2 separate regions of the Homo sapiens genome follow, and region 2 is linked to region 1. Evidence: read pairs that join two places in POLR2A ChIA-PET (ENCODE). Cell type or tissue: A673. All regions are shown on one strand. Links, peaks and the distances in the headings refer to the core of each region. The heading gives the core; the rest is flanking DNA.

What was found. Peaks named below come from ENCODE experiments on the same cell type or tissue, not always from the same donor. Only the 100,000 strongest peaks of a DNase experiment are listed, where the experiment ranks them.
Region 2: POLR2A ChIA-PET joins it to region 1 with 14 read pairs; 8 of 35 experiments call an interaction of 5 or more read pairs at or near these places.

The regions. Positions count from the first base shown.
Region 1 is chr21:31,543,507-31,546,425 of GRCh38, forward strand. It overlaps a transcript of TIAM1 not described here. Among named protein-coding and RNA genes, the nearest start is that of TIAM1-AS1, 14 kb to the right of the region's middle. RefSeq lists an enhancer at 1,637-2,369. In A673, for the core only: no CTCF peak of the experiment used is centred there; no DNase peak of the experiment used is centred there.
Region 2 is chr21:31,473,743-31,476,661 of GRCh38, forward strand. It overlaps a transcript of TIAM1 not described here. Among named protein-coding and RNA genes, the nearest start is that of TIAM1-AS1, 84 kb to the right of the region's middle. In A673, for the core only: no CTCF peak of the experiment used is centred there; no DNase peak of the experiment used is centred there; H3K27ac peaks cover 753 bases.

The DNA.
Region 1 (2,919 bases), core at 313-2,812:
GAAAAGAAACATTGTAACGATTCAGAAGGGAAGGGACGACTTCAAGTCACGGAGGAAGCAGAACATCGAGGAAAACTGTAAGAAGATGGCTGATTTCAACCACACCTAGAAGAGGAGGTAGATTTTGACGTGCAGAAATAGAAATGTCCCAGATCTGGAAACAGTGTGAGCAAAAGAATAAGAAAACAGGATATATCCCCGAGGAGAAGTAACTCCTGTTTCACTGGCTCAAAGGATTTGAACAAGGAGTCCTGTCAGACAAGATTGAAAAACAAGGTCTGGACCAGTAGGGCTAGCCATAGCCACCGAAAGTTTAAAACACAGGTGGCGTATCAGAGCTAAGCTTTCAGAAAATCAAGCTTCTTAGCACTGAGGACATATCCATATTACACGTCCTTAACCAATTTAAATAGGCAGTCTAAGACCCAGCACAGTGGCTCACGCCTGTAATTCCAGGACTTTGGGAGGCCAAGGTGGGCAGATCGTTCAAGTCAGGAGTTCAAGACCAACCTGGCGAACACAGCGAAAACCCATCTGTATTAAAAATATAAAAATTAGCTGGGCATGGTGGCAAGTGCCTGTAATCCCAGCTACTCAGGAGGCTGAGACAGGAGAATCGCTTGAACCTGGGAGGCGGAGGTTGCAGTGCCAAGATCATATCACTGCACTCCAGCCAGGGGGGCAGAGGGAGATGGTCTCAAAAAATAAATAATAAATAAATAAATAAAAATAGGCCACTTGTGGTGGCTCACGCCTGTAATCCCAGCACTTTGGGAGGCCCAGGTAGGCAGATTACATGAGGTCAGGATGAAAAGCCCATTTCTTTCTCAAAAGGGCCACGATCCCTCTTGCTGTCCCAGACCACCAGAGCTAACATTTGGTTCCGGTGAAATGGAAACCTCGAAATGACGAAGGAGTTCAAGAGCAGCCTGGCCAACATGGTGAAACCCCACCCCTACAAAAATACAAAAATTAGCCAGGCACGATGGTGGGCGCCTGTAATCCCAGCTACTCAGGAGGCTGAGGCAGGAGAATCACTTGAACCCCGGTGGCAAAGGTTGCAGTCAGCTGAGATCACGCCATTGCACTCCAGCCTGGGTAACAGAGCAAGACTCCGTCTCAAAATAAATAAATAAACAAGCAAACAAACAGGCAGTCTAACAGAGCAGCTGGGCATGGTTATGGGTTGAACTGTAGCCCTCAAAAAAAGATATGTCAAAATCCTGGCCAGGCACGGTGGCTCACGCCTGTAATCCCAGCACTTTGGGAGGCCGAGGCAGGTGGATCACAAGGTCAGGAGATCGAGACCATCCTGGCTAACATGGTGAAACCCCATCTCTACTAAAAATACAAAAAATTAGCCAGGCGTGGCAGCATGCGCCTGTATTCCCAGCTTCTGGGGAGGCTGAGGCAGGAGAATGGCGTGAACCCGGGAGGCGGAGCTTGCAGTAAGCCAAGATCACGCCACTGTACTCCAGCCTGGGTGACAGAGTGAGACTCCGTCTCAAAAAAAAAAGATATGTCAAAACCTTAATCCCTGGTACCTGTGAATGTGAGCTTCTTTGGAAACAGGGTCTTTGCAGATATAATCAAGTTAAGAAGAGGTCATACTGAATTAGGCTGGGCCCTACAGCCAATAGCTGATAACCTTATAAGAGAAAGGGGGAGATGTGGAAACAGACACACAGACACACATGGAGAATGCAGCCATGTGATAATGTCAGAGATTGGAATGATAATGTGACAAGCCAAGGATTGCCTGGAGCCACCAAAAGCTGGAAGAGGCAAGAAAAGAATTTTCCCTAGGGCCCTCAGAGGGAGTGTGGCCCTGTTGACACCTTGATTACAGACTTCTAGCCTCCAGTTCTGTGAAAGAATAAACTTCTGTTGTCTTAAGTCACCAGATTGAGGTACCTTGTTACCGGGAGGAAACTAACAAAGACATGAATTAAATGTCTTGGAAATCATCAATGCTTTGGGACATTCAGAGAAGATGGGATCATTCATGAACCAGGAGGCAATCCTAGAGAAAAGCTGAAGTCATGAGACACAACCATGATTGGGACTGTGGATATAAGACTAGTGTCTAAGGAGAAAGGGGAAAAAAGGGGAGGCACTCAACCCTCCAAGGTCAACAATGTTCTGATGACTGAGGGTCTTGGTTCAATCCCAGCCTGAAAGGATCCATTAATAGCGCTAATCCTTCCATTGAGATTTAATCACTGGGCTCCTCTGTGGCCCCCACTGGCTTTCTCATCTTTGTTCACTCTGACAGAGCCCACATATTCTTTATTCTTCCCAAGGTCCTTGTTGTTAAGAGGAACACTTTGTGATTAATCTCCATGTGTAAAGTGGATTACAAAACGAGAAAATATGACTTTGGGGGGCTTAAGTGTCCACTAGTCACACCCATTCAAAGATGAAGGTGTATATTCATTAATGTGATTTTTCTGATTATACAAGTAACTACTACTCATCACAAAATCTTTCAAAGTTAGAGAAAATCATACAGAAGAAAATAAGTTGCTTTTATACAGGAAGAGAAAAAAATTGTTTTAATTTATTTTAAAAAAAATTTTTAATAAAAGAAAATAACAACCACCCTTAATCTCAACACTAAAGAATATTTATAATGGGTATTCTGGCACACTTTATGTAATGAAAAGAGGTATTTGTAATTTAAAAAAAAAAAAAAACTGTGATGGAATCTTCCAGAAGAATTACCCAGGTAGAAGGAAAAAAAAATGTTAAAAAGAAACCAGAGGCCAGGCTCAGTGGCTCACACCTGTAATCTCAGCACTTTGGGAGGTCCAGGCAGGCAGATCACGAGGTCAGGAGTTCGAGACCAGCCTGGCCAACATGGCGAAACCCCATGTCTACTAAAAATACAAAAATGAGCCAGGCATGGTGGCGCATGCC
Region 2 (2,919 bases), core at 300-2,799, 70 kb before region 1:
CACTAAATCAGTGGCCTCCACTGTCCGTAACAAAGTCTGAAATAAGTTCCATAAAATCACTATTTTCCCCTCCTCTGTCACCTTAGCTGGTGCCGCCCTGCACTGGAGACTTGCAGAATCATTAGTCTGTTCCTGCACTGCTATAAAAAAACACCAGAGACTGGGTAACTTACAAAGAAAAGAGGTTTATTTGGCGCACAGTTCTGCAGGCTGCACAAGAAGCATGGCACCAGCATCTGTTTCTGGTGAGGCCTCAAGAAGCTTCCACTCATGGCAGAGGCAAAGGGGGAGCAGACATGTCACAAGGCGAGAGAGAGCGCAAGAGAGAGAAGGAAGTGCCAAGCTCTTCAAACAATCAGCTCTCCCATGAACTAACAGAGTGAGAGCTCACTCATCACCATGGGGATGGCACCAAGCCGTCTGTGAGGGATCCACCCCCATGACCCAAACACCTCCTGCCAGGCCCCACCTCCAATACTGGAGATCACATTTCAACATGAGATTTGGAGGGAACAAGCATCCAAATCGTATTAGAGAATATTAAACCAATTAGGGTACAGTCAATGAAAGGCAGAATCCTAACAGCACAGACTCTGGGTCAGGACACCTGGATTCAAATCCTGGTTCCCTCAACATTTAGCCATGTGACCATGGTCCAGCCCCAGGCACTCTGTGCCTCAGTTTCCTCATCTGTAAGATGAGGATGGCAGCAGCTAACAGGCAAGTGAGGTGTAAATGAATTAATATATATGAAGCTCTTAGAAAAGTGGCAGACACACAACAAGCACTCACAAACCTTTAGTCTTTTTTTTTTTTTTTTGAGATGGAGTTTCACTCTTGTTGCCCAGGCTGAAGTGCAATGACGTGATCTCGGCTCACCGCAACCTCCGCCTCCCGGGTTCAAGCGATTCTCCTGCCTCAGCCTCCCGAGTAGCTGGGACTACAGGCATGCACCACCATGCCCGGCTAATTTTGTATTTTTAGTAGAGACGGGGTTTCCTCCATGTTGGTCAGGCTGGTCTCGAACTCCCGACCTCAGTTGATCCGCCTGCCTTGGCCTCTCAAAGTGCTGGGATTACAGGCCACCGCTCCCAGCCAACCTTTAGCCTTTATTATTCTTCAGTTCCTGCACCCTGGGAGCCCTACAGGGAAAACCTGTTTAGGGTAAGGAAGGGAACTTTTCCAGCTTCCTGCAGCCGGTGAAATGGGAAGATAATTGGAGACCCACAGAACAGGATTTGAATTGCAGCCGCTCCACATATAAGTTGCTGTGAGCTAGTTTTTTATTATTATTATTATTATTATTATTATTATTATTATTTAGTTTTAGACAAGGTCTTACTCTGTCTCCCAGGCTGGAGTGCAGTGGTTTGATCACAGCTCACTGCAGCATCGACCTCCCCAGGTTCAGGTGATTCTCCCACCTCAGCCCTGCAAGTAGCTGGGACTACAGGTGCACATTATCACATCCAGGTGATTTTTGTATTCCTTTGTAGAGACAGGGTTTCTCCATGTTGCCCAGGCTGGTCTCAAACTCCTGGGCTCAAGTGATCCACCCTCCTCAGCCTCCCAAAGTGTTAGGATTACGGATTACTGATTACAGGAGTAAGCCACTGCATCCGGCACTGTGAGCTATTCTAGTTATGAAGTTCTCTGAAACTCGTCCTCTTCATCAGCTACATAGGGTTTGGCGACTTCCTGGAATTGTTGTAAGAAATGAGACTACACCATGTAGGTATTAAATAAATGTTATTTTCTTCATCTCTTCCCCTTCCTTGGGGTGCAAAGGAGGCAATCAAAGCAAACGCTACATTCTTGCAACTCTCAGAAAGCTTGTCACCCACCCAGATCAAGGCCTCAGGGTGCCCTGATACATCATGGCCAGCTGGGTCTAGTGATGTTTTCTTGCCAAGAAACCAAGAATCAGTGCACTTCACCAAGGCACACCCATGTGGCCTGTCCTCCAGTGCTGAGATGTCAGCCATTTTCCACCCATGGCCCAGAGAGCAGGAATCAGGAAACGCAGAGAAAACAGCGAAACGATCTTGGCCTGGAGTTCTCCTGAGCAAATCCTAATTCTAACCAAAAGTTATGGGAACAACTTGACAACTACTTCATGAGGTGATGTCCGAATCATTAGCAAGAAAGGGTAGGGCAGGTCATTTTTATATAAACATCTGAAGGATAAAGAGTGTAGATAAATGTCAAAAACAATGCCTAAAACGGCTGCCTACTGCCTGCTTACACAGCTTTTTCCTTCTTTAGACAAATGATAAAACATCAGCACTTCTGAATATAAATCATCTTCAATTAAGACATTTCTGTTGGAAAAGCACTTTTGGCAGGACAAACGAAATATCTGCCACTGTTCTCCAACTTGGGTCTTTCAAGGTTGGCAGGGCGATTTATTTTTGTTGATTAAACAAAATACAAATGGAAAGGGCCTAAAAATTGATTAGCCAATTAAACTCAATGATTCTCAACAATGAAATGTGCATTATTAGCTTTGCCAGAGTTATAAAAATGTCTCCTAGCTTTACTGCCATTTTCACGATTTACACCATTGATATTTGTGCTGACAGAAAGATTAAGGACTGGCTGATGCAAAATTTGTCTTCTCTTTTGCTGGAACGGAAGGAAGAGAAACGATTAAGGGCTTGGGCCATTTCAGGAAGAACATCTGCACTGCATTGGTAATTCTTGAAAGAACGATCTGGGTTGAGCGAGGGAGCTGTTGTCACTCATTTTGTGTGTACTTGTTCTTTAGTAAATTACAGATTCACTAATAGGGGCCAATTTGTTGAGATGACAACAATCATAAATATCCAGATTCTTCATTTTCTCTTCTCATTTTCCGTGGGGATGAGTGTCCAGACAGGCAGCCAACCAAATGATGGGTGTCAGATGCTTTTGCAAAAT